Regions from separate parts of the Homo sapiens genome. Here regions 1, 2, 3, 4, 6 and 7 are each linked to region 5. A link is a loop called in an ENCODE intact Hi-C map of the cell type or tissue named here. Cell type or tissue: PC-9. All regions are shown on one strand.

The links. Hi-C counts contacts between places; a loop is a spot of excess contacts. Peaks named below come from ENCODE experiments on the same cell type or tissue, not always from the same donor. Only the 100,000 strongest peaks of a DNase experiment are listed, where the experiment ranks them.
Region 1: it touches region 5 in a loop (6-fold over the local background); 3 of 110 quality-filtered maps call a loop at or near these places.
Region 2: it touches region 5 in a loop (2.1-fold over the local background); 2 of 110 quality-filtered maps call a loop at or near these places.
Region 3: it touches region 5 in a loop (7-fold over the local background); 8 of 110 quality-filtered maps call a loop at or near these places.
Region 4: a loop joins it to region 5, with 8 times the contacts of the local background. A loop is called at or near these places in 3 of 110 quality-filtered maps.
Region 6: a loop joins it to region 5, with 9 times the contacts of the local background. A loop is called at or near these places in 9 of 110 quality-filtered maps.
Region 7: a loop joins it to region 5, with 5 times the contacts of the local background. A loop is called at or near these places in 10 of 110 quality-filtered maps.

What each region holds. Positions count from the first base shown.
Region 1 is chr7:142,383,563-142,387,562 of GRCh38, forward strand. It overlaps TRB, TRBV7-3 and the pseudogene TRBV8-2. Among named protein-coding and RNA genes, the nearest start is that of MIR11400, 89 kb to the right of the region's middle. In PC-9, CTCF peaks have their summits at 2,123 (motif pointing right) and 2,322; a DNase peak (open chromatin) is centred at 2,149.
Region 2 is chr7:142,585,994-142,589,993 of GRCh38, forward strand. It overlaps TRB and TRBV14. Among named protein-coding and RNA genes, the nearest start is that of MIR11400, 110 kb to the left of the region's middle. In PC-9, CTCF peaks have their summits at 1,763 (motif pointing left) and 1,964; a DNase peak (open chromatin) is centred at 1,798; H3K27ac peaks cover 338 bases.
Region 3 is chr7:142,811,029-142,815,028 of GRCh38, forward strand. LOC105375541 (a long non-coding RNA gene) reads left to right here and starts at 3,169. Exons shown (of 2, transcript XR_001745392.2): 1 at 3,169-4,000. It also overlaps TRB and TRBV30. In PC-9, CTCF peaks have their summits at 302 (motif pointing left) and 505; DNase peaks (open chromatin) are centred at 303, 2,023, 2,453 and 3,593; H3K4me3 peaks cover 940 bases; H3K27ac peaks cover 3,390 bases.
Region 4 is chr7:142,373,946-142,377,945 of GRCh38, forward strand. It overlaps TRB. Among named protein-coding and RNA genes, the nearest start is that of MIR11400, 99 kb to the right of the region's middle. In PC-9, CTCF peaks have their summits at 2,136 (motif pointing right) and 2,341; DNase peaks (open chromatin) are centred at 176 and 1,856; H3K4me3 peaks cover 591 bases; H3K27ac peaks cover 3,305 bases.
Region 5 is chr7:142,458,046-142,462,045 of GRCh38, forward strand. LOC107986855 (a long non-coding RNA gene) reads right to left here. Exons shown (of 2, transcript XR_001745394.2): 2 at 3,048-3,947. It also overlaps TRB. Among named protein-coding and RNA genes, the nearest start is that of MIR11400, 14 kb to the right of the region's middle. In PC-9, a CTCF peak has its summit at 1,622 (motif pointing right); a DNase peak (open chromatin) is centred at 1,756; H3K27ac peaks cover 505 bases.
Region 6 is chr7:142,532,998-142,536,997 of GRCh38, forward strand. It overlaps TRB and TRBV13. Among named protein-coding and RNA genes, the nearest start is that of MIR11400, 60 kb to the left of the region's middle. In PC-9, CTCF peaks have their summits at 2,218 (motif pointing right) and 2,423; a DNase peak (open chromatin) is centred at 2,264.
Region 7 is chr7:142,514,156-142,518,155 of GRCh38, forward strand. It overlaps TRB. Among named protein-coding and RNA genes, the nearest start is that of MIR11400, 42 kb to the left of the region's middle. In PC-9, CTCF peaks have their summits at 2,031 (motif pointing right) and 2,233; DNase peaks (open chromatin) are centred at 716, 1,149 and 2,106; H3K27ac peaks cover 3,205 bases.

The DNA.
Region 1 (4,000 bases), 74 kb before region 5:
TATGAAATAAGATAAATGTTTATATTATAATGAGATTGTGGAACATAAGTGACAAATAGATGATTCTAAAAGCTGTCAAAAAGAAAAGATAAATCTCTCCTAGTGGAATAGACTGAAAAAATCAATGAAAGAAAGAGGATCAGAAATAACCATTTAGTAGGAATTATAATCCCCATTCATTAAACACTGAGATGGAGGAAAATATATTTACAAGTGGAAAAATTAAAAAAAAAGACTATGAGTTTTCCAATAAGGTATCTTTTCTGAATTATAGTCAACAAAGGTGGGAAGTGGTCCCAGAAGAAAGGCATGAGGTGCAGCTTGTGAGGGAACCCATGTGTTGGGACAGCCCCGTTGGGCACGTGTGACTGGGGGATGGAGGAGGCTGGGGCATCAATGGGGATGGCATAGGGGACCCTGACTTGCAGGAAAGACAATGAGCTCATCCCTTGGTGCCTTGTGTTGGGGGCGCTGTTGGCACATCCTAGAGAACATGCCCAGCAGACAGAGGAGCGCCTGTGTGGTGAGGAGATAAACTCAGAAATGCAGCATGAGGCCTGTAGCTCCAGACAGCTCTAGAGCACAAAGTGAAGACCGATGCATTGATGTTGTTTAAAGGGAGCTAATAAATATCTAAAGCAGTCATCCAAGTGTGTTCTAATATAAATCCTGTGTTCCTGAGGTTGTGGGGATTGAGAGAGGAAGTGATGTCACTGTGGGTACTGTTCTGTGTCAGGACAAGGACGTCCCTCCTCCTCTGCTCCTGCTCACAGTGACCCTGATCTGGTAAAGCTCCCATCCTGCCCTGACTCTGTCATGGGCACCAGGCTCCTCTGCTGGGCAGCCCTGTGCCTCCTGGGGGCAGGTGAGTCCTCAGACACCAACCAGTCTCATTCTGTGTGTCTGTATGTGTGTGTGTGTGTGTGTGTGTGATGAGTACAACTGTTTTCCTCATCCTGTTCTCAACTTGTGTCTCCGCAGATCACACAGGTGCTGGAGTCTCCCAGACCCCCAGTAACAAGGTCACAGAGAAGGGAAAAGATGTAGAGCTCAGGTGTGATCCAATTTCAGGTCATACTGCCCTTTACTGGTACCGACAAAGCCTGGGGCAGGGCCCAGAGTTTCTAATTTACTTCCAAGGCACGGGTGCGGCAGATGACTCAGGGCTGCCCAAAGATCGGTTCTTTGCAGTCAGGCCTGAGGGATCCGTCTCTACTCTGAAGATCCAGCGCACAGAGCAGGGGGACTCAGCCGCGTATCTCCGTGCCAGCAGCTTAACCACAGCATGACACAATCGCCTCCTTCCTGCTCATAAACCTCCTCCTCTCTCTCCTTGCTTCCTTATGATACTATTTTGCACCAGGGGATCCTCATCTCACACCACTCCACTGCCTCTTCCAGAATCATTGCTTGCATGTCCGCTGCTCAGATCAGCAGATGTGCGTTGTATATGTTAATCATTTTCTGTGGAAGGCTCGTTGCTGGTCTTCATTATCCATCCTTATTTTCCACATTGGATACTGCTCCCTTCAAGATTACTTGTTGCCTACAAAAGATCCTACTTTTTACATTCAAATTTTACTTTTTATTAATACGTATTTGATGCCATCTTGAAGGCAATCTCATTATCATCCTAATCTTTTGCTAATCTTTATGTTTATGGTAACATTGATTGTTATTTTGGGGGACATGTATTTCATCTTTGGTAATGAAATGAAATAACTATGCACTTCAATTCCTGTATGTTCTGCCTACTTAAGAGTAAATCCAATTTTCTTCCATTCCTCCCATTCTATCCCACTCCCTTTATATGATAGTTTTAAGGGAGAAAATATTAATTAGACTCTAACTGCAGCTATGTGATAAGAGTTATTTAGAATGAGGGTGGGATATTAAGCTTTGAGTAAAGCAATAGTCAGGGTTAGAACTAGTGTTGGAATCAGGGTTTAGGGAAGTTGCTCATAAAACCTGCAGGATGACACTTCTAGAATAGTCTCTCACTCACTCTGCAGACACTTCCCAGCATCCCTTGGGCCATTGCAAAAGCAATGATGAAACTTCACGTATTGGCCACAAGATGGCACTGTGGTCCACTGGGATCTAAGGGACTCTGGGGAGAGCCTGGGAGAGCAGCCTAGGAAGGGAAGGGTTAAGAAAAATTAGGGCTGGAATCCAATATTATGCAGATGTTGCAGCAGTTTTCAGTCATTGCTAGGCTACCTACAGCTATGCAAGATGCAGGAAATACCTCTAATCTTTAATGAGATCCACAGTTGAAGAATTTTGGCCTGGCAGCCTTGGTGTCAAGCGCAGGTGCAAGCAGAGGAGCAACTGCCTCAAAGGAACGTGGGAAAGCTAGGGGCGGGCTGTGCCCTAAGCTCAGTATGTCTCTGCTGCACCCCATCTTCCCTGCAGACCTCGCCGGGCAACAGCCTTCATGAGAGGAGGTGGATCCTGCCTGAGACCAGTCAGAAGGCCCTGGACCAGCTGGACTCCGTAGGCATGGGGGGTGACACCACAGGCCCACCAGACTATTCCCTAGGGAGCAGCCTCCGAGCCCCAGCTCACAGTCCTGAGGATCACTGCACTTAGTTGGGCCAGCCCCTCCTCACTCTGACCCTACCATGAACCCCAAACTCTTCTGTGTGACCCTTTGTCTCCTGGGAGCAGATAAGTTCTGGAAACAGCTGCAAAACCCTGTCATGGGTTTGCAATGTCTGGGCTACAAGCCTTTTTTGTCCTTTCTTCTGCAGAGTCCCCCTATTTCTTAAGTCTTGTCTTCACTTTCTGTCTGCCTCTCCAGCAGGCTCTATTGATGCTGGGATCACCCAGATGCCAAGATATCACATTGTACAGAAGAAAGAGATGATCCTGGAATGTGCTCAGGTTAGGAACAGTGTTCTGATATCGACAAGACCCAAGACGGGGGCTGAAGCTTATCCACTATTCAGGCAGTGGTCACAGCAGGACCAAAGTTGATGTCACAGAGGGGTACTGTGTCTCTTGAAACAAGCTTGAGCATTTCCCCAATCCTGGCATCCACCAGCACCAGCCAGACCTATCTGTACCACTGTGGCAGCACATCCGCAGCCCTGCACAGCCAGCTGCCCTCTGCACAAAAAGGGCAGTCACAGGCTGGAGGTGGGCACTCCTTATGGAAGCCCGTGTCTCAACCAGAAGAAAAAGCTGCCCTTTCTGAAGCTCTTCCCAGACTTCCCAGCAATGGGATCTCATTCTATGTGTGCTCCTGCAGCATAAAACTTAGAGTGAGCTGGGTCTGTCACTGTAGTGCGGATGTGTAAATGCAAACAACGTAATGTTATTTTGCTCAATTTGGAATATTCTGGTAATTGTGCAAAGGAATGGTAGCTTCTAACAAGAAATTCATATTTCACTTTCTTTTCAGGAGAGAAGAAAAAAGCAGAAAGCAGCTGGGAAGCTTTAGCCTGCTTGAGTGATCTGGGATTCTCAGGTAGCATACATAACATCACCTTGGCTTTGGTTCCTTTAGATACCAAGCATGTGTTCTGTGGAGGACAAGAAAATCCATTTTTTTTGTTATAAAGTTATAAACACACAAGAGAACAATCCAGTTAGGGAGAATGTTAATAAATACAACAAACTCTGCCATTAGACCTGAAGATAATCAGCTAGTAGAATTATCAAAGAGATTGTAAGACTCTTACTGAGTACCTGTTTGAGGTCCTCTGAGGATAGATGAAGGAAGGAACTTAATTCTTACCATCACTGTGGCTTGGATTAGAATCCATGAGTTCCTTAACTTGTTTTTCTTGTAAAATATTATAAAATAATATAGAACACACATTTTATTTTCCTGTAGCCTGTAGTCCTCTTTAGCACCTAAAGGGAGAAGCGCATATCCCGGTGCAAAAGGGAGCTGGTTGCTTGCTTGGCAAAAAAATGAATTCACCAATTGGCCAATCTGCTGAAAGTCAAAATGAAAGGCTAATATATGAGACTGATGACAGTTCATGGTTCT
Region 2 (4,000 bases), 130 kb after region 5:
GGATTAGCCTGGTGGCCCTCAATGCAATTACATGTGTCCTTATAAGAGATAGCCAGGGGGAGATCAGACACAAATGGAGAAGAGAAGGCAATGTGACCACAGGAGAAGAGATTAGAGTGAGGTGAACACAAGCCAAGGAGTGAGGCAGCCACTAGAAACAGAGGCAAGGAACGAATCCTCTCCTATAGCCTCCAGGGGGAATACGGTCCTGATGACACCTGGATTTTGGTCCATTGATACTGATTTTGGACTTTTCCAGAACTGTGAGAATAAATCTCTGTCATTGTAAACCAGCAACTTTGTGGTAATTTTTATAGCAGCCACTCAAAATTAACACACTCCAATATGTCCAGTTAACCTGAGACTAGGCCAAGAAACTCATGTTCTTATAATATTTTCTGCAAACCTTGCTGTCATGTTTTTATCTGACACCCATCTCAAACTATAATGAAAGAAAATAATTTTGAGACTTCAATGTCCCCCTGTCTGGGGTGTGCCTTCCATAGTTCATTGGAAAAGTCTAGTCTCCTTTCAAGATTTTATTCCAGCAGTACCTCCTCTTGAAAGAATTTAAGGCATTGTTTTATGTTCTCAGTGCACATACTAAAAAGAAAAAGACAAAGACTCATGTCTACTTGATGTTTACATTTTTGCGGGGAGGGAGAGACAGAGATAAACAAATAAGTAAGGCATATAGTGTATTAGCAGGTGATACCTGCAATGCAGAAAAGAAAAGGCAGACTAAGGTGAGGGAGACCAGGACTGTCAGAGTAAGGAGCGTTGAAATGACAATACATTGTTCAGAGTAGGGCCCAATGAGGAAGTGACCTTTGAGCAAAGATTTCAAGGAGATGAAGGAAAGAGACATGTAGGTATCTGGGGGAAAAGAATTCCAGGCAGAGGGAGGAGCCAGTACAAATACCCTAAAAAAATATTTTAGGACCAATGAGGAGGCCCATATGACTGAAAAATTAAGGAAGGGAGTGGTAGGCTTTATTTCCAAGCGGTAATGGGGCAGGATGGATCATTTAAGACCTTGATGGCCTTAAGTGCTTTGTTGTTTTGTTTTCTTATTCCAAATAAAACTGGGAGCTAGTAGATGATTTGGAGATGAGTGACATGATCTAGCATGTTCTAGAGGGCTGAGTTTGAGAGCTAGTTCAGAAGTAGGTGAAAGCAGGGAGATCAGTTAGGAATCTATTGCAGTAATCCAGGAAAAAGATGATGGTGGCCTTGTCCTGAGGGTTAGCAAAGAAGGTGATGAAAAAATGGATGGATTCTGAGTGTATTTTCATGATAGAGCCAGTTGAATTTCCTAATGGATTGGCTATAGGGTGGGATAGAAAAAGAGGATTTGGGAACCACTCTAAGGTTTTCAGCTGGAAGGCTGTTGGTGGAGTAAAGTTGAGGATAATCTTTCATGTTTAGAGCATGCTGTTTGAGAGTGGTGGGGGGAAAATGTTGATTGGAGTGCATTAGAGAGATAATGGGAAAAGAGAATTTGGAGGTAAGTATTGATCATTAGCAATAGCAACAATAGCTACCGTAGATTAAAATGCCCCACAGTCTATGGGGATGTGATACATGAGGGAAGACAGGGCCAGATGGGATGAGGTAGGATCCAGACATCAGACTCAGGAGCTACGAGTGGTATATATAAGGTTAACACCTAGTCAAATGCATAAACAGGTTGATTTTAATTGATGTCAGTTTTTCTCCATTGCCCCCTCTAGAGGCAATCTTCTTCAGAGAACCCTGGCTAGGTCTTCTATGTTTCATGTCCGTAGAGGGAGCTCCTGAGACTGTGGACATTGGCTAATATGCTGATGTCACTGGAGGCCACATCTTACAGGGCCAAGAGACAGATTTGCTTTCCTTTTTCTCATGCTTGTAAGCTCCTTCATCTGGAAATGTGATTTACCTGGGTCCTGCCATGGTTTCCAGGCTTCTCAGTTTAGTGTCCCTTTGTCTCCTGGGAGCAAGTGAGTCTTCAGGTACTTAAATATCTGTGCTGTACCCTATCCCAGTCTATTCATGTCATGTATTCTGTTTTTGTCTCTTCCCACAGAGCACATAGAAGCTGGAGTTACTCAGTTCCCCAGCCACAGCGTAATAGAGAAGGGCCAGACTGTGACTCTGAGATGTGACCCAATTTCTGGACATGATAATCTTTATTGGTATCGACGTGTTATGGGAAAAGAAATAAAATTTCTGTTACATTTTGTGAAAGAGTCTAAACAGGATGAGTCCGGTATGCCCAACAATCGATTCTTAGCTGAAAGGACTGGAGGGACGTATTCTACTCTGAAGGTGCAGCCTGCAGAACTGGAGGATTCTGGAGTTTATTTCTGTGCCAGCAGCCAAGACACAGTGCTTCACAGTCGTGCCCTTGCTGTGCAAAACCATAGCCTTCTCCTCTCAACTCACAGCTGCCCAAAAGGAAGGCTTTCCCTGTGCCTTCTCCCCCAAGGGAGGGGAGATAAAGAACCAGAATTAACTCATGAAATACAAGAGTATTCCAAGAAGATTTGGGTGAAAATACTTGTGGTTTGGGGGATCTCTGAAGTTTTTTAAACAGAACTCAAACTATGTGTTTCTCATATTTATTTTTATTTTTTAAAGTGTATGTTGCCCTGGTTATAAAGCAGACTTCTTGCCTATCTTGCTGCTCTGAAAGGTTTGTGACTCTGACTGTGAGGCCACATCTTTATATCCCTTCTTATAGTAAGAGAAACAAGTCTTTCTGATGAAAATAAAAATAGTGAATAAAAATGCATTTACTACTGGCTTTTAGGATGCTCAATGATGATGCTAGCAATGGTGGTAGTGGTGACGTTGGTAATGGTGGTGATGAGTTTAGGTTGCTTTTGTCTAGCATTTATAAATTTCCAACCACTTTAAAACAATCTCATTTTAGAGTGGAATAGCTAAGTCCATTATCAGAGGTTAATGCTAATTTTCTGTTCACATAGGGTCTGAGTTTTTAATGTAAAAAATATAGTTAGCACTATAAATAGATATCTGTCAGCCGATACAGAACATTTTTTAAGATCACTTCCAGTTGCTGCAATAGGAATATGTATTCCTATTTTTTTTCTTTTTTCTTTTTCTTTTTTTGAGACGAAGTCTTGCTCTGTCGCCCAGGCTGGAGTGCAGTGGCAAAATCTCAGCTCACTGCAACTTCTGCCTCCTGGGTTTAAGCGATTCTCCTGCCTCAGCCTACCAAGTAGCTGGGATTACAGGTGCCTGCCACCATGCCTGGCTATTTGTTGTATTTTTAGTAGAGACGGGATTTCACCATGTTGGCCAGGCTGGTCTTGAACTCCTGACCTCAAGTGATCTGCCTGCCTCAGCCTCCCAAAGTGCTGGGTTTACAGGTGTGAGCTACTGTGCCCGGCCTTTTTTTCTTTTTGAGACAGGGTTTCATTCTGTCACCCCGGCTGGAGTGCCATGGCAGTGTGATCACGGCTCACTACAGCCTCGACTTCCTGGGCTCAAGCAGTCCTCCTGCCTCAGGCTCCCTAGTAGATGGGACTATAGGTGTGCATGACCACACCCAGCTAATTTTTGCATTTTTTGTAGGGACAGGTCTCACTATGTTGCCCAGGCTGGTCCTAAACTTCTTGGCTCAAGTGATCTTCCTGCCTTGGCCTCCCAAAATGCTGGGATTATAGGCATAAGACACCATGCCTGGCCTGGAATATGTAATTTTTAATGAGACCTAATGGTATAATACATTCTACCTGGTTCAACTGCCTTCTTTTAATATCTGGATTCCAATATTCTGCTCATGTTTCAGCCATGTTTTTGCAAACAGTCCTGAAATTCACTCTAATAATAAGTTTCATTTTCCCAGTCTGATTGTTATTTAGCACCTCAAATTATTATTGAACTCATCCTAATCCTGATTAGGCAAATGGATAGTGAGAAAATATTACAAGTGGGCTTGGATTTTAATTTTTTCAAACAATTTAAAACCCATTTTCCTTTTCTAATGATC
Region 3 (4,000 bases), 350 kb after region 5:
AAAATCAAGTGCTTTGACTAAATCATGCTATGACTGTGCCCAACACCATCTCGAGTACATTTTATTTTTCTTTTTAATCCTCAAAATGACTCACTGTGTCCAGCAAATAATAGCTGCTTAATACATAGGTGATCCTTAAAGTTCAGTAGGGACCCCTGGGCATTATTCCATATGTTCTTGATCACTCTGTGTCTACATCTCAGATTTTCCACTTCAGATTAAATGATACTAGAAATATGCACGTGTCTGGATTGATCTAGGTTAAATGATGCCCGGAATGGAGTATTTTAAGACATCTTGTGCCCCCTTGTGGAGGGGAAGGGACATTAGAAAGAAAATCTTTTTAAGAACAAGGACTAGGGAGGGATGGGGATGAGGAAGGAAGCTCAGTTGCCAAGGTAACCATCGAACCTCTTCCCAGCCATCCACATCAGCCTTTTCCTCTCCTTCATTTCCATCCAAGTGATTTCTCTTTTTTAGAGCTCAACCATTACACACACGGTCCTCTTCTTGCGTATCTCTTGGATCACCATCTGTCTGTCTTTGCTACAAAGGAAGGGCTACAAGATAGTACAACAGGACATTTTTTAAAACCTCAAACATCACCAAAATTTCTAAGTGCAAGCTTATTTTTATTTTTTTTTTTTTTGAGACAGAGTCTCGCTCTGTCACCCAGGCTAGAGTGCAGTGGCATGATCTTGGCTCACTGCAACCTCCACCTCCCAGGTTCAAGTGATTCTCTTGCCTCAGCCTCCCAAGTAGCTAGTATTACAGACGCCTGCCACCACGCCCGGTTAATTTTTGTACTTTTAGTAGAGACAGGTTTCACCATATTGGCCAGGCTGGTCTCAAACTCCTGACCTCAGGTGATCCTCCTGCCTCAGCCTCCCAAAGTGCTGGGATTACAGGCATGAGCTACCACGTCTGGCCTAAGTGCATGTTACCTATACTAACAAAACCACACTTCTGCCTCGAATGAGAACAGTCTCCTGAACATCTTGCCTCTTTGCCTGACTCAAAGCCTCAGGTCTAAGCCTCCCCATAATTTCTAGTCTCAGCAGAAAGATCAATGACAGGAGACTCTCCAGGTGATGAAATTAACCAATTAAGTAACCTGGGTTGGCATCCTCCCGTTTGTTCACCAGCTCACCTCCTGCCACAGGTATATCCTTTCTCTCAGCCATATATGCACAAACCCCCTCCCCACGGCACACATAGAAGAATTTGGAAGACTAGAAAATCAGGCAAGGTATAGCACACCTTGAGGGCTGGAGTATGGTAGCCTGGGCCGGGACATCCATACATTGAGAACTTGACTATGTGCAGGCAAATCACAGGTTCTGCACACATACAATTTTTTGTTCTCCCTGAGAACTTAGTAGAGTCTTTTGTAGAATTCTCGCTTTATTCCATTGCTTTCACATTGGCCAGCAGTCAGAAACCTACTTACAAATATCCTCCACCCAGTCCCTAAGTGAAGGCCCCTGGGGAGTATGGTTAGGGCTCAGGAGAGGGTGGGGTTTTTGCACAGATGTCTGCCCCACCCAGCTCAGTGTGACACTCCAGGCACAGAGATAGAAGCCAGAGTCACTGAGAAGGAGCTTCTTAGAACTCAGGATGAACTGCCGGTCCTGGGGTCTGGAGGCTGAGAGATTCTGGGGCACCTCAGAGCTGATCTGGCCAATACCAACGGAGTAGAAGAGCAGCTGGAGGCCCCTGCCTGCAGCCTGTCGGTACCAGTATAGGTTGGGGTTTGATGTTCCCTCCACAGTGCACTCCAGAGAGAGCGGGCTGCCCACAGGCTGCACCAGGGTCGCTGGCCATTGATGAATAGTCTGAGATCTGACCCCTGTGGGAAAGATAAAGTGCCATTTACAGAGGAGCACCCCAGCCTGGCTTGCCTTCCCCAGACAGAGGGGCAGCTCAAGCTCTTGCATGACACAGGCACCTGGAATCCATCATGGGGAGTAGACTGGGGGAGCCAAGGATGCAAAGCATCCCTGGGCCAGGGAAGACCAACAGAACGAACTCCTTCTCAGGAGATAGAGAGAACTAAGAATCATCAGATCAGCCCCTAAGGCTAAATTCCCATATCTGTTCCAGACAATCAGGAATAGACTCAAGAGTGTCAAACCAACAGCTCAGACTCTGCATTCACGGGATTGGGGTGAGGGTGAGGATGAGAAAAGAGGCTTGCCAGAGAGGAGGGCACCCACCAAAGAAAGTGCCCAGGAGAAGGGCAAGGAGAGAGCAGAGCATCATCCAAGCCAGCCTTTCCTTCAGCTAGTCTGGGGGACAGACGCCTCCTCTTCTGGGCCAGTGATGTGGTCAGGCTGCTCCCTCTGGGAGATCTGCTGCCAGAGCAGAGGAATCCTACCCCATGAGCTGGGGAGGAAATGAGGCTAGTCTTCTTTTAAGAGTGTGGTGAATCACCCCCAGCCTCCCTGGGAACCAGCTATACTCTGCACTTGTTATCTTCTTTGCATTCCTGCTGACATCCTGGTATGTAAATATATTTAATGACTCATTATTTACCTGTAAACTAAAGGTAACTCTCCAGCTCCCCCGGGAGACATCAGAAGCCTGGGAAAGCTTCAGAGAAACTGTGATACTGATAGAAGGATGAAAAAAGATTTTAGTTTATCTGAAATTGGAAACTAGAGCTAGACATGTTACCTGGGAGATGAAAGGATAGGGCTCAAGAGATTCAGGTATTTTGGGGTAATCAAAGCAGAAATGCTCAGTTCTGAGGGCAGGAAGCTTCTATGACAGCCAAAGGGATCGCCTGCATAATCTTCATCCCTGGCAGACAGATTTTGAGACCTGGACAGGCATAATTAACTCCTGAACTGATCAAAGTTGGAATCTGCTCCATGTGTCTCTAATGGGCCAACTAGATCTAATTTATCCTCTAAATGCAATATGAGTAATAGGAAACATCACAGAGACTTGGAATCATATGGATTTGGGTTCATTTCACAGCTCTGCTTCTTGCTGGCTTGGGAACTCTCAAGCAAACCCTGATTCTCAATTTTCTTATCTATAAAGTGAAAATAATGATGACAATATCTAAAAATTGTTGAAAGATGCATTTTGCCTGGTGCACTGCAGGCAGGCACTCTTACATATGTTGGCTTTTTTTTTTTTTTTTTTTTTTTTTTTTTTTTGACTCCCTATGTCTGCAGCAAAGATTGGGAGATTTACAATGGCATGGGGTGGAAGGTAGGGGCTGAAGGGATCACGAGCCACAAAAAACACAGTCAAGCCACGAATTCATAATAGTAAGGATTCATAATAGCTAAGCATGGGACTCTGCTAGGTAGCTGCTAAAATGTCATTCTGCTGAAATGGGACAAAAGACCTTCAGATGCCTGGAGGACACCAGCACACCCTTGGAAACTCCTCTTCCCTCTGTCTTTGCCATGCTCTGTATTCTGAAGGATTCATATTCAGAACAATTACTTAGTTTGGGTTGGATGTGGTGGAGCGGTTTGAGATGAAAACCCAGGAAAGAAAGCCGTAAAAGTGGCTGAACAGGGAGAATAAGCTTTAAGCAAATAAAGCATTTGTAACACTTTCCCATTTCATCAGGGCCTAGTGATGTCATATGTTTGTTGTTGTTGCTGATGCTACAGTAACACAATTCCAAGTTAATGTTGGGGTTCTTGCTTCTGACAGTTTTGGCTGTAGCACATTTTTTTGTTTGCATTTGAATACACCATATGTATAGGGGAATGTTTTGTTTTTTATCATTTCAAAATGGAATTAATCCTCTTATAACATTTATTTAAATGATAAATCAAGTGGTAAATATAGTTTGCTTGCAGTGAACATTTGGAACATATGATGAAAAATAGCTATAGCCAACGCAAGAGCAGTTTTCATTGAACAGTTGTTCAATCTCAGTTTTTAATAAATCTGATAATATAATATCTGTGCATGTTAGGATTGCAGAGAGTGAAGCCAAAATAAATATGTGCACACATAGCCTATTCCTCCC
Region 4 (4,000 bases), 84 kb before region 5:
AGACAAGAGTCTCACTCTGTTGCCTGGGCTGGAGTGCAGTGGCATGATCTTGGCTCACTGCAACCTCCATCCCCCCGGTTCAAGCTATTCTCATGCCTCAGCCTTGAGAGTAGCTGGAATTACAGGCACATGCCATCATGCATGGCTAATTTGTTTTGTATTATTAGTAGAGACACGGTTTCACCATGATGGCCAAGCTAGTCTCAAGCTCCTGACCTCAAGTGATCCCCACGCCTCAGCCTCCCAAGTGCTGGGATTACAGGCATGAGTCACTGCGCCCAGCCCTGGACTGTATCACTTTCTTTTCTTTATTTTCATAAGAAAAGCCAAGTTTATAATTAATAGTATCTGAAGTTTGTAAAATGAAAAAGTTAATGCATACTTATATAGAATCCTGGAATATCATTAATCACCATCTTCCCTTCAATGGGACTCCTCTTTCTTAAAATGTAATGAAGATTCTTAGAGACAGTGTCAGTTTTTCATATAATTTCTGCAATATTCTAAGCAATTGTGTCTTCATAGTCAGAATTGATAACCAATGCTATAAAGTATCCTAACTCTAAGGCTGGAATTTGCAAATACTCTTTTGGAGCAAATAAAATTGTGTTGTAGTAATATTCATCCAGTCTCATGATCCTGAAAAAACAAATTATTCAGCATAACCACACTTTCCACAGCCACATTTTTAGAGATTTGATGAGACTGGAACATCATCAAAGATGCTTCTCAGAAATCAACCTAAAAAACTGAAATAAAAATTAGTTAAGCTCAGTAATGGAATCTTATCATCCTTTCTGAGTAAAAGATATTGTGTGTGCAGGAACAGAAAACCAAACACCACATGTTCTCATTCATAAGTGGGAGTTGAACAATGAGAACACATGGACATAGGGAGGGGAACATCACACACCGGGGCCTGTCGGGGGGTTGGGGGAAGGGGAGGGAGAGCATTAGGACAAATCCCTAATGCACGCGGGGCTTAAAGCCTAGATGACAGGTTGATGGGTACAGCAAACCACCGAGGCACATGTATACTTATGTAACAAACCTGCACGTTCTGCACATGTATCCCAGAACTTAAAGTAAAATAAAAAAAAAAAAACCCAAGATATTGTGTGTGTGTGTGTGTGTGTGTGTGTGTGTGTGTGTGTTTGTGTGTGTGTTTGTGTGTGTTTTCTGTGGAGACTCAGCCGCATGGAAATAGTTTCTCAGGGTGGCATTACTAAGAGGTGTTGGGTCATTGGCAGAGCTCCTAGGTACTTCTGGGTAAAGAAAGGAAATATCAGACCCAATTGAATCTGCCTAAGTTATATACAGCTCATAGGGTCGTTTATTTCAAGATTTTTTAAAATTCAGAAATAAATTTGTAAAATTGAAAAATCCTCTTTATAGAATGTGCTATCTAAAATCTGGGAATAATAAATCTAAATATAGGCCAGACGCGGTGGTTTACACCTGTAATCCCAGCACTTTGGGAGGCCGAGGCGGGTGGATCACGAGATCGAGAGATCGAGACCATCCTGGCCAACATGGTGAAACTCCGTCTCTACTAAAAATACAAAAATTAGCTGGGCATGGTGACAGGCACCTGTAGTCCCAGCTGCTCAGGAGGCTGAGGCAGGAGAATGGCTTGAACCCAGGAGGTGGAGGTTGCAGTGAGCTGAGATTGCGCCACTGCACTCCAGCCTGGGTGACAGAGCAAAACAGCGTCTCAAAAAAAAAAAAAAAAAAAAAAAAAAGTCTAAATACAAAGTGTGAAAAGGTGTGGCTCTGATTATTCAAAGGGAGCTCTGGAATGTCGTGTTTCCAGTCTGGATCTGCTTGATATCCTCACACTGTTTCACCCTGTGGCCTGTATAATTCTGGCTCCTCTCTTCCATCTTAGGATACTCATTGCAATGATGTAGCAGCAGTTTATTGTGCAATCAAGATGTGCCCTTTTGTTTTCACTGGCCAAGGGTGAATTTGAAGTTCCACCCTAAGTCAACCCTTCTGGGAAAGCAATAGAGAGTGTGTGTGTGAGAGGGTGTGGGTTGCAGGGGTTGGTGTAGGGGCATCTCTGCTCCTGACTTAGACAATGCTGAGCTCATCAGGTCAGAAGGTGTGAATCCATGAGACTGGAACTTTGGCCACTTGGAGGTGCTGTGGCTCCACAAAGCTGTGGGGAACCCTGGGGAGGGGTGGAGGGTGACCCAGGAGAGGACGGCTGAAGGGAATGCTTGGCTGCGTGCTGGCATCAGGAGGCGGTTGGAATTCAGAGTAGGTCCTGGGACTGCCCAGGGCAAGGTAGGCACACCAGGGACCTCAGTTTGCATCAAGGAGAGAATGTCTTTGCCTCTGCATGGGCAGTGGAGGGTGAAGAGGCTGGGGCAGCAAGGGCTGGGAGTCAGTGCCAAGAAAGTGACAGGGGTTGTCAGAGAAAAATAAGGTGGGATATGGGCATGTGGAGACTGTGTTCCACCTGCCCCACTTTTAATTTCAGGGTTGTGTAGGACAGGAATGGTGCAGGAAGCAGCAGAGCCTGGGGTCTGACAATGGGTAGAGCAGGCAGGGGTGGCCTGCAGGGAGAGTTACTGGGAAAGGCCGGTTTCCCAAGGAAATGCCTGAAACATTCCTGCCCCACTCAGGAAATGACCATGAGGTGGGTGCTGCCAGACAGAGGGGTTCAGGCCCTGCAGAGCTGACAGGCCTTTCCCAGGCACTCCCTGCTGCTTCTACATGTGATCTGCTTTAATGCCCACTGATATCAGGTAGGGTAAATATGATTTTACCTGTTTATACATATGGGGGAAGCAGCTGTCCCTGTTCTCATGTTTAGTAACCGGCTATAGTCAGTTCCTCCAACACCTCTGCACGCCGCCCTGCTCTGTACATGTGTCCTCTCCTCTGGCTTCCTCATTTCAGATCCCCGTTAGCAGGAGGGAAAGATCATGTCTCATATGTGGTCATTAAAACCTCTTCCCCGACAAGCCCAAGGAACTTCCAGGTCAAGCATCTACATTCATCCTTCACTGTAGGAAAGAAAAAGAAATAAAATTTTCTGCACTGTGGACTTTCTGTAACTGATGTAATATACCTTGAGGAAAATGAGCATAAATAGTTGCTATTCATTCATTAATTAATCTTATTCTTTTACTCAATAAACTTTTTGAGGATCCTTCTTTGTATAAGGTATTCTGTGACATAAAATTGAAAAGAAAAAATATTAAGTGGAAAAAATGTTTCTTGCTTTTTAGAGTGTTAAGGTTTGCATTTATTTTTTAAATTGTTTTCTTTATTAAAAATAGTTTACTGATTTCTAAATTATACAAATTTACTTTTTTCTCTTTCTTTGGCTAACTAGTCCCATTTTAGACAGCCATTTAATTTAACTGTGGTAGGAATATGTAATATGAAATATATCTTTTTAACAGATTTTTGTATGTACAATACGGTATTGTAATCTACGGGCAAAAGGTTGTACGGCAATCTCTAGATCTTATTCATCCTCCTTAACTGAAATTGTATACCATTGACAGCAACTCTCCATTTACTCCAATCCCCAGCCCTTGGAAATTACCTTCACCTTTGCTTCCGTTACTTCAATTATTTACGTTCCATCATATAAGCAGAATCATGTGGTATTTGCCTTTCTGTGCCTGGCTTATTCACTTAGTGTAATGTCCTGTGGGTTTATCCACATTGTCATATATGGCTGGATTTTCCTCTTTTTAAATGTTTAAAATACTTCTTTGTATGCATCTAACATGTTTAAGGTCTGAAGTATAAAATGTGTCATATCTGACTGTTTCTATGAAACAGTCTGTCACATGACTGGCAGTCATTTGCAGAACTGCAAGCACTGAGTACACTGATGCACATTCACAGTTCAATTCTGCTTCATGGAGAAGACTTAGAGAAAATATTAATCTAATCATTCATTATCATTTTATGATGCACAAAATAGAAAGCCTTCATTAGGAAAATTTCAATTAATTAGAAATTCAACTATACGAAA
Region 5 (4,000 bases):
GGAATGACTCTGCTTTTACTTTAGGCTGAGAGGTCAGAAGGGTCAGAATACTGAGGGTCAGAGGCCCTCAGTATTCTCCTTTCCAAGACGGAGTATGGCCACTCTCCATCTCAGTCCCTGGAAGGTGTCCGGAGCTCCCTGAGAATCCCTGCTCTGGGGCAGAATCACCAAGGCTCATCCTCGCCAGCTCCCCACAGGCTCCAGCAGGGCTTTCCTGCCAGGTGCAGGGCACAGGAATGGTTCTATCTGTCTCTTGGTTAGAGGGAGGCTATGCAATGATGTTTGTATAAGAGGGACTGGGATTCTGGGTCTCCATTAAAGTATTTGATAATATTTTCTTTGTTTTTTGTTTTATTTTGCCATCTCACCACTTAGGAGAGCAATCCCTTGGTAGTTATATTGTTTTTGCACTTGGTAAGGTTTTTGTGGTTAAGTCACATTAAGAAATTGTGCCTTTTTTTCCTGTTCAGCTGTAACCCAAGGCAGTGAAAGAAACAGCAATAATTTTGAAAGCAGTTACTTATGCATCCTATGATAAAGGTGTTAAGTTCCATTGCCCACATCTAACTTTCAGTCTAGTGGAAATGAAAAGGCACAGTTAGGGGGCATGTGAGCCTGCCATGAGAGAGGTCAATGCCAATTGAGAAGTCTGTGCCAATCCCCAGTACTGTGGGATTGAAGGGGAGGGAGAGATGACCTCTCCTTCAGACCATACTCAACAAGGAGGGAGAGGGAGTTCATCCATGGGAACCTGCGGAGCAGCAAATCCCAGGGGCATCTAACTCAGGGTGCAGGAGCAAATCATTGGAAATGAAAATGGTCCACTTCAGCTGTCACAGGAGACAGGAGAAAGAAAAGTCATACATTCCACAGTCCCCTGGCTGATTTTCTTCCTTATGATAGTATTTTGCACCAGCGTGTCCTCATCTCCCGCTGCTCCTCTGCCTCTTTCATAATCATCTCTTCCCTCTTTGCTGCTCAGATCAGTGGATGTGCATTGTACAAGCTGATCATTTCCTGTAGCAGCACCTTTGCTGGTCTTACTTATGTTCATCCTTATTTTGTGCATTAGGTATTGCTCCCTCCACCATTGCTTATTTCCTTGTAAGAGGTCTCCTTTATATATTTCAATTTTACTTTTTATTAATAGACATTTTTAACTTCATCTTTTGCTTATCTATGCTTTTGGGGTAACACTGTCATTTTTGGAGGGCATTTTTGTTTATCCTTAGTCATTCAGATTAAATAATCTCTTTATACCTCAACGTCTGTGTTTTCTTACTATTTAAAACCAAATATTGTTTCCTTTCATTCCTCTCCTTCTGTTCCTCTTTCTTTAGATGGTAGTTTTAAGGGAGAAAAAGTTAGACTATAACTGGAGCTATGTGATAAGAGTTATTCAGAATGAGGGTGGGATATTAAGATTGGTAACTCAAAGCAATAGTCAGGGTTAGAAGTAGTGTTGGGATGAGGGTTTAGGGAAGCTGCTCATAAAACCTGCGGGATGGCACTTCTGGAATATTCTGGCAGCTCGCTCTGTAGACATTTCTCAGCAGTCCTTGGGCCATTGCAGAAGAAACAATGATGAAACTTCACTTATTGGCCACAAGATGGCACTGTGGTCCACTGGGAACTAAAGTACTCTGGGCAGTCTGGGAGAGCAGCCTAGGAGGGAAAGGGTTAAGAAAAATTCGGGCTTGGATCCCATATTATGCAGATGTTGCAGCAGTTTTCAGTTATTGCTAGGCTACCTACAGCTATGCAAGAGGCGGGAAGTCCCTCTAATCTTTAATGACATCTACAGTTGAAGAATGTTGGCTGGGCAGCTTTGGTGTCAGAGCAGGTGCAGACAGAGGAGCAACTGCCTCAGAGGAAAAGGCGAAAGAAAGGGGCCGGCTGTGCCCTGAGTCCAGTCCATCTCTGCTGCACTTCATCTTCCCTGCATGTCTCTCCAGGCAACAGCTTTAACCTCCTTGAGTGATCAGGGATTCTACAAGTTTATAAGTCGTACTGATAACATCACCTTGGCTTAGATTCCATTGGATACCAAGCACGTGTTCTCTGGAGGGCCAAAAATATTGACAACAATTTCTAAAACACCTAAGTAAACAAACTACAGAAGGAAAATATTAGTAGATGCACCAAACAGTGCCGTTAGACCTGAAGATAATCAACGAGTAGAATTATCAAAAGGAGACTATAAATAAGTCTCTACTAAGTATTTGTGGGCATCGAGCAGTGTTTGAGTCCTCTCAGGGTAGATTAAGGAAGGAATTCAGCTATTATCTTGACTTTGGCTTGGATGAAAATCCATGACCTCCTCAATTGATTTTCTTGTAAAATATTACAGAATAATATTGAGCAAACATTTTATTTTTCTCCAGCCTGTATCCCTCCTTAGCACTAACAGGTAAAGCGAATACCTAGAGGCAAGGTTTCTTTAGTTGGGATCCATTAACTGCAGGACTGGGAGGTCCATAGCTAGGCTTCACAGGGAGTGCAAACCCCACGTGCAGGGAACCCCGTGTGTCTGTGCTGTGCCCAACTCCCCTCTGTGAGGCTGCCAAAGGGGGACTGCCGGGTCTCCCAGGACCCCACTCACAAAGAGGGAGAAAGCTGCTTGCTGGGCAAAAAAATCAATTCACCAATTGGCCAATCTGTTGAAAGCCAGAAAGAAAAGAAACGTTCAATTGTGAGACTGATGAATGCCCAATTTCCCAAGTTATAAAATGTATAGCAGCTCATGGTTCTCAGAATGATTTCAACAGTATATGAAGATATTTTTAGAAAGTTTTTGTTTTTCTAAAGCATTCCTTGATATTGATCCTCACTTGTTTTTCAGCCCACTCATCCGTTGAGCTTAATTTGATGCCAAATTTCAATGTTGCCTATTTCAGTCACTGACCACTTCTCACATTCTCCATATCTTACACAGATACGTGTGTTCCTGTCTTTTCTTCTTTTTGTGTGATGCATTTTTAAATTGGGCTGTACAGAATACAAGCATACATTTGTAAATGACTGCCATCTTTTATGCAGTTTAGCTGTTTAATTTTTAGTAACACTTTTTATTAAGGTATAATTGAGAGTAAAACACAAGTATTAATACAAAAACATCCTGGTACATTTTGACAATTGCATACACCAGTGCAACAGTAACTGAAATGATTATAAAAAAAATTTCCATCACTCAAGAAAGTGTCCTCATGCTCCTTTCCAATCAATTTCTATCCCAGAGATAAAAACTTTTCTGTTTTTATCACCATTGACTAGCTTTGTCTATTCTTCAGCTTCATATAAATGGAATCATATTTTATTAGTTATTTTTCTCCAAAATTAGTATTTCTGAAGTGTATTCATATTGTTGTATCAGTAGGTCATTCTTTCTTATGACTAATATTCCATTGCATAAATATACCACAAATTTTTTGTGCATTCTCTTGTTGATGGATATCCATGTTATTCCTGTCTTCAACTATTATGAATAAAGTTGTTGTGAACATTCTTGTGGAAATCTTTCTTTTGGACATATGCATTCTTTTTTCTTCTTTTAAAACCTACACTTAAGAGTGGAAATACTGACTCATAGTGTAGATGTGTGTGCTATGCTTGCGTGTCCCCACAAAAGCTCATGTTGAAATTTGTCAGTGGAATGGTATTGGGAGGTGGGACAGCTATGACTAGGTCATAAGGGATCTGCCCTCAGAAAGAAATCAATGCCCTTATTGGGCGAGTGACTTAGTTTTCCTGGGAATGGTCTTCCAATAAAAAGGATGAATTCAGCTGTTTTCTCTGTCTTAAGTGCTTGCTTCCCCTTCCTTCTGCCTTGGATAACAGCAGGAGGACCTCACCAGCTGTGGCCCTTTGATCCTGGACTTCCCAGTCTCCACATCTATAAGCCAAATAAACCTCTTGTCTTTATACATTGCCCAGTCCGTGGTATTTCTCTATAGCAGTAGGAAAGAAATTGAAAGAAAATATGGCACCATGAGGCTGTTGT
Region 6 (4,000 bases), 75 kb after region 5:
ACGGAGTCTCAATCTGTCACTGAGGCTGGGGTGCAGTGGCATGGTGTTGGCTCACTGCAACCTCCGTCTCCTGGGTTCAAGCAATTCTCCTGCCTCAGCCTCCCAAATAGCTAGGATTACAGGTGCCCACCACCATGCTCAGCTAGTTTTTATATTTTTAGCAGTGACGGGGTTTCATCATGTTGGGCAGCCTGGTCTCGAACTCCTGACCTCAGGTGATCCACCTGCCTCGGCCTCCCAAAGTGCTGGGGTTACAGGCATAAGCCACCACGCCTGGCCCAAATCTTTCTTTTTTGGGGGGAGAGTAAATTGTAAAACCGTTTTTGATGAGTAATTTAGCAGCATACATCAAAAGAGTTAATACTGCTAACACTCCTTGACCCAGAGTGTTTTTTATTTAATGAATTTATTTCAAGGAAATTGCTATATATGCATAAAATGTTTGAGAATGTTCAACAGAAAAGAAATTATTTTAAACTGAACAAATATAAAAATATATCAAAGTTGGTATGATGCTGCCAAAGCAGGACTGAGGGGAAACTGAAGAACAGGGGATAATTTTCTATTCATTCTGAGGCCAGAACTACTCTGATACCAAAACGAGACTAAGAGATTCCAAGAAAGCTGCTGACTAATATCTCTCAGGAACACAGATTCAATGATCCTTTTACCATTACAGCCTAGAGAATCTGACAATATGTAAGAGGGATAGTACAACATGGTCAAGTAGGGTTTATCTCAGTAATGCATTGTTGGTCTGACATTCAAAAAACAGACTATGTCATTTACCTTATCTGTATGAAAAATATGAAAAGTATATGATCATATCTATAGATAACTTAAGCATTTGATAAAATTCCATATCCTTTCTTGAAGAAAACTGTTATCAAACTCAAGAGTAACAAGAAATTTTCTTCACCTAAAAAAGGACATTTATGACATCCTATGGTTAAATAGAATATTTTTGCAAGCAAACTGATAAGTCAAAGATGCATATGTAATTCCCAGATCAAATACTAAAAACAGCAAAAAGAGGATAAAATAGCCTTTTCAGCAAATGGTTCTAGAAAAATGGGATAATATGGAAAAATAATGAATCTCTAGCCTTATCTCACTCCATAACCAGATGTGGGCAAACTATGGCCTCCGGGCCAAATTTGGCCTTTGTCTGTTTTCATACAGCCCAGAAACTAACAAAAATTTTACACTTTTAAATGATTGAAAAAAAGTAAAAAGTATTTTGTTACATATAAAAATCTAAGATATTCAAATTTCAGTAAACATAAATGAAGTTCTATTGGATCATGGCCACAGTCATTCGTGTATATATTGTCAATGGTTGCTTTTGCACTACAATGACAGAATTGAGTAGTCGAGACAAATACTGCATGATGCACAAAACTAAAAAATTTATTATTTCACCCTTTACAGGAAAACTGCTGACCCTTCCCATAAACAAAATTTAGTAAGAGACACAAAAAAATCCCAGATAATCGAAAAACTAGAAACTGAAAGCTTCTGGAAGAAAACATAGCAAGCTCTCTTCATGATCATGGGGTAGGCAAAGATTTCTTAAGGACAAAAGAATGTTCTAACCATAAAAAAAGCAAATTGTTCTTTATGCAAATCCCAAAAAGTTCTTCAAAATACATTACGAAAAAATAAATGTATATCTGAGAAAGGGCTGGATTCATATTATAAAGAATTCCTACACATCAATCATAAAGAAGGCAATTCACTAAAAACAAAAAGTTGACTAGAGAATTAAAAAAAAAAGATATATAAGTAGGCAGTTTCTTTTCATGAGACTAATGTGTTTATTTCTCCAGCTTAGATGATTGTTTCACTGATAGCATGTCACTGTCAGCTGCCTCCAGGAATTATCTTTGGTTAAAGGGAATGCTTTGCCCAGGTCTCACCCCATTCCTATGGCAGCTGGCATTTAATGACTGGCTGATATCTCCCTTCCTACACCATTATTTGATGAAATTTAAAATTTAAATTAAAATGAAAAATTTTTCTTTCTTGTTTAAAAAGACATTTGCTTTATGTCTCCCTCACCAACCTGTGCAAAATTTGAGTTTGAGGCAGGTAAACCTGAAATCAGCAAGAGCTGTGCTGTGTCCTGAGAGATCCTGAGGGTCTAATTTAGGAAGCACCCAGTCTCCCTAGTCAGGGTCCTTAGAGCTTCCTCATAGTGACTACACACTGGCCACTTGGGGGCACTGTGGATCCACTGAGTGGGTCACTGATAGCGCTGTCTGAGAGAGAGAGGGTTAAGGGAGACAGTCTTGATTTCGTCTCTGTATCAGGGATATTACCAGATGAACCAGAGGTACTGCTGGCACAGGAAGAGTTAATCATAGTCTTATCAGATCAACTGATATGCAACATGTATTTGTCATGACAGGAAGCCATGAACTGAAGCCTTGTGTGGCCTCTCTAGCAACCTAGGTTTGATGGGGAGTGTGATGAGGGTTTCAGCAGGGCAGCCTGGATAACCCAAGCCAGGTGGAGATAAAGGAGCATCTGCCTCAGATGAAAATCTCAGAAGCTGTGCGGATGGCTGTCTGCCCGGAAGCCTGCCCCCTCTCGCTCAGCACAGCTAGCTTCCCCTGCTCTGCAGGAAGCTGGACAGGATGGGGGAAAGCCTGAGTTAGCTGAGCTAGTCCTGGAGTACAGGGTGCCTATGGGAGCCTACAGGACGATGACATCAGAACAGTGACATCACAGTAAAAACCTCCAAAAACGGTGAGGAGGAGCAAAAGCCCTGCTTTCTCACCCCAGGAGACCAGCAACCTGAGCAGGGAGATGCTTAGTCCTGACCTGCCTGACTCTGCCTGGAACACCAGGCTCCTCTGCCGTGTCATGCTTTGTCTCCTGGGAGCAGGTGAGTCCTGAGTACAGGTGGGACATCCCTGTATCCACAGTGTTCAATTGTTGCTGAAGTGTCAAACTCTCCCGAGCTGAGTCTTCAGCTTCTGTCTCCTTCCTCCACAGGTTCAGTGGCTGCTGGAGTCATCCAGTCCCCAAGACATCTGATCAAAGAAAAGAGGGAAACAGCCACTCTGAAATGCTATCCTATCCCTAGACACGACACTGTCTACTGGTACCAGCAGGGTCCAGGTCAGGACCCCCAGTTCCTCATTTCGTTTTATGAAAAGATGCAGAGCGATAAAGGAAGCATCCCTGATCGATTCTCAGCTCAACAGTTCAGTGACTATCATTCTGAACTGAACATGAGCTCCTTGGAGCTGGGGGACTCAGCCCTGTACTTCTGTGCCAGCAGCTTAGGCACAGCCCTGGAGAATTACTGGCTTTCTGTACCCAAACCCTCCTATCTCACTTGAGGATGTAATAGGGAGAAGGAGGTGGGGGCTGCCACACAACTTTAGCCAAGCCCCAGAGATGCTTCTATTCTTTTCTAACATTTTCCCCTGCCCTGCTGAGCTCAGTGAGAGCTCCTGCACTTGTGGGCTCCAGACCCACTGGAAGTTCTCACATCTTAGCCAGTACTTTTTAATTCCTAGCAAGTGGCGGGAGCTTCTACTCTGTGCCAACATAGGGGTATATGTTTTAGTGTGTTTCCTGTTGCCATACAGAATACCTGAGACTGGGTATTTTATAAAGAAATGAAATTTGTTTCTTACAGCTCTGGAGGCTGGGAAGTCCAAGGTCAAGGACCCACATCTAGTGAGGACCTTCTTGCTGGTGAGGACTCTGCAGAGTCCCCAGGTGGCATAGGGCATTACATATGAGGGGGCTCATGAAAGATGGTCAAACTGGCTTTTATAACAGACCCAACCTCATAACTAACTAATTCCTTCTATAACCCATTAATCCATGAATGGATTAACCTTTATGAGGGCAGAGTCCTTAAGATCCAGTCACCTTCCAAAGGTCCTACCTCTCAACGCTGCTGCATTGGGAACCAAGTTTTCAATATATAAATTATTTAGGAACACAGTCAAATCATAGCAGTACACATTGCGGGTTTTTT
Region 7 (4,000 bases), 56 kb after region 5:
TCTTATGCCATTTCTGAGCTAGGCCAATATAGCTCAGAATTTATTTCCCCACTACTCTTGTTCTTAGAACCCATCACCTAAGGGGCCGTCAATTGTTCCTATTTCCATTCAACTCCCAAATTCTCTTGCACTGTAGCTCTGTGTTTCCTTCAAGAATGCCAGTCTGGAACATGACAACTATTTTGAATGTACCTAAAGGTATCACTGAACCAGTTCATTATTTACAAATTATCTTTCCTCACATGGAATATTCAGATGCTGGAGTCATTGGGAACAGAGATGGCCAAGCAGCAACTCTGGGTTGTGAACCACATAGAGCCCCGCTATTCTTCTATGTCACTGACAGACCCTGAAACAAGGACTATTTTGCTTTAGAAACTAAGCAGCTCCACACCAGTCAGGAATGACTCTGCTTTTACTTTAGGCTGAGAGATCAGAAGGATCACATCCTCAGTATTCTCCTCTCCTGGACTGAGTGTGGCCACTCTCCATCTCAGTCCCTGGAAGTTGTCCAGAGTTCCCTGAGAATCCCTGCTCTGGGGCAGAATCACCAAGGCTCATCCTCACCAGCTCCCCACAGGCTCCAGCAGGGCTTTCCTGCCAGGTGTAGGGCACAGGAATGGCTCTGTCTGTCTCTCAGGTAGAGGGAGGCCAAACAGTGATGTTTGTATAAGAGGGACTGGGTTTCTGTGTCTCCATTAAAGTATTTGACAATATTTTCTTTGTTTTTTTTTTTTTTTTGGTTTATTTTTCCATCTCGCCAATGAGGAGAGCAATCCCTTGGTAGTTATATTGTTTTTGGCACTTGGGAAGGTTTTTGTGGTTAAGTCACATTAAGAAATTGTGCCTTTTTTTCCTGTTCAGCTGTAACCCAAGGCAGTGAAAGAAACAGCAATAATTTTGAAAGCAGTTACTTGTGTATCTTATGATAAAGGTGTTAAGTTTCATTGCCCACATCTAACTTTCAGTCTAGTGGAAATGAAAAGGCACAGTTAGGGGGCATGTGAGCATGCCATGAGAGAGGTCAATGCCAATTGAGAAGTCTGTGCCAATCCCCAGTACTGTGGGATTGAAGGGGAGGGAGAGATGACCTCTCCTTCAGACCATGGTCAACAAGGAAGGAGAGGGAGTTCATCCATGGGAACCTGAAAAGCAGCAAATCCCAGGGGCATCTAACTTCAGGTGCAGGAGCAAATCCTTGGAGAGGAAAATGGTCCAGTTCAGCTGTCACGGGAGACAGGAGAAAGCAAAGTCATCTAATCCACAGTCCCCTGGCTGATTTGCTTCCTTATGATACTATTTTGCATCAGCGTGTCCTCATCTCCCGCTGCTCCTCTGCCTCTTCCAGTGTCATCTCTTCCCTGTTTGCTGCTCAGATCAGTGGATGTGCATTGTACAAGGTGATCATTTCCTATAGCAGTCCCTTTGCTACTCTTAGTTATATCCATCCTTATTTTCTGCATTAGGTACTGCTCCCTCCACCATTGCTTATTGTCTTGTAACAGGTCTCGTTTTATATATTTCAATTTTACTTTTTATTAATAGACATTTGACTTCATCTTTTGCTGATCTATACTTTTGGGGTAACATTGTCATTTTTGGAGGATGTTTTTGTTTATCTTTAGTGATTCAGATTAAATAATCTCTTTATACTTCAACGTCTGTGTCTTCTTACTATTTAAAACCAAATATTATTTCCTTTCATTCCTCTCATTCTGTTCCTCTTTCTTTAGATGGTAGTTTTAAGGGAGAAAAAGTTTGGCTATAACTGAAGCTATGTGATAAGAGTTATTCAGAATGAGGGTGGGATATCAAGATTGGTAACTCAAAGCAATAATTAGGGTTAGAACTAATGTAGGACTTAGGGTTTAGGGAAGCTGCTCATAAAACCTGCGGGATGGCACCTCTGGAATATTCTGGCAGCTCACTCTGCAGACACTTCCCAGCATTCCTTGGGCCATTACAGAATTAAACAATGATGAAGCTTCACTTATTGGCCACAAGATGGCAGTGTGGTCCACTGCGATGTAAAGGGCTCTGGGCAGTCTGGGGGAGCAGCCTAGGAGGGAAAAGGTTAAGAAAAATTAGGGTTTGTATTCAATATTATGCAGATGTTGCAGGAGTTTTCAGTTATTGCTAGGCTACCTACAGCTATGCAAGAGGCAGGAAGTCCCTCTAATCTTTAATCAGATCTACAGTTGAAGAATTTTGGCCAGGCAGCCTTGGTGTCGGGGCATGTGCAGACAGAGGAGCAACTGCCTCAGAGGAAAAGGGAAAAGTGAGAGGCAGGCTGTGCCCTGAGCCCAGTGGGTCTCTGCTGCACCTCATCTTCCCTGCAGGTCTGGCCAGGCAACAGCTTTAACCTGCTTGAGTGATCTGGGATTCTCCAAGTTCATAAGTCTTACTGATAACATCAACTTGGCTGAGGTTCCATTGGAAATCAAGCACATGTTCTCTGGAGGACAAAAAGTATTGACAAAAATTTCTGAAACACCTCAGTAAACAAACTATTGAAGGAAAATATTAGTAGATGCACCAAACTGTGCCGTTAGAGATGAAGATAATAGACTAGTAGAATTTTACAAAGGAGACTATAAATAAGTCTCTACTAAGTATTTGTGGGCATCAAGCAGTGTCTGAGTCCTCTCAGGGTAGATTAAGGAAGGAATTCAGCTATTATCATGACTTTGGCTTGGATGAAAATCCATGAAGTCCTCAATTGATTTTCTTGTAAAATATTACAGAATAATATTGAGCAAACATTTTATTTTTCTCCAGCCTGTATCCCTCTTTAGCACTAACAGGTAAAGCAGACACCTAGAGGCACGGTTTCTTTAGTTGGGATCCATTAACTGTAGGACTGGGAGGTCCATAGCTGGGCTTCACAGGGAGTTCAAACCCCACGTGCAGGGAACTCCGTGTGTCTGTGCTGTGCCCAACTCCCGTCTGTGAGGCTGAAAAGGGGGAGTGCCGGGTCTCCCAGTACCCCACTCACAAAGTGGGGAGCAGGCTGCTTGCTGGGCAAAAAAATCAATTCAAAAATTGGCCAATCTGTTCAAAGCCAAAATGAAAGGAAAGTCTGAATTGTGAGACTGATGAATGCCCAATTTCCCAAGTTATGAAATTTGTAGCAGCTCATGGTTCTCAGAATGATTTCAATAGCATATGAAGATATTGTAAAAAGCTTTTGTTTGTCTACAGCTTTCCTTGATTTTGATCCTAGTTGTTTTTCGGCCCACTCATCAGTTGAGCTTATTTTGATGCCAAATTTCAATGTTGCCACTTCAGTCACCAAGCACTTCTCACATTCTCCATAACTTACACAGATATGTGTGTTCCTGTCTTTTCTTATTTTTGTGTGATTCATTTTTAAATTGGGCTGTGCAGAATACAAGCATACATTTGTAAGTGAATCCCATATTTTATGATTTAGCTGTTTACTTTTTAGTAATACTTTTTATTAAAGTATAATAGAGAGTAAAACAGAAATATTAATACAAGGACATCCTGGTACATTTTGACAAATGCATATGCCAGTGCAATAGTAACTGAAATGATTATAAAAAAAATTCTGTCATGCAGGAAAGTGTCGTCATGCTCCTTTCCAATCAATTTCTATCCCAGAGATAAAAATTGTATTTATTTATTTATTTAGAGACAAGAGTCTCACTCTGTCACCCAGGCTGGAGTGCAGTGGTGTGATCTCAGCTCACTGCAAGCTCTGCCTCCCCGGTTCACGCCACTCTCCTGCCTCAGCCTTTGGAGTAGATGGGACTATAGATGCTTGCCACCACACCCGGCTAATTGTTTGTATTTTTAGCAGAGACGGGGTTTCATCGTGTTAGTCAGGATGGTCTCGATCTCCTGACCTTGAAATCTGCCCGCCTCAGCCTCCCAAATTTTTGGGATTACAGGCATGAGCCACCGCGCCTGGCCAAAACTTTTCTTATTTTTATCACCACTGACTAGCTTGGTCTATTCTTGAACTCCATATAAATGG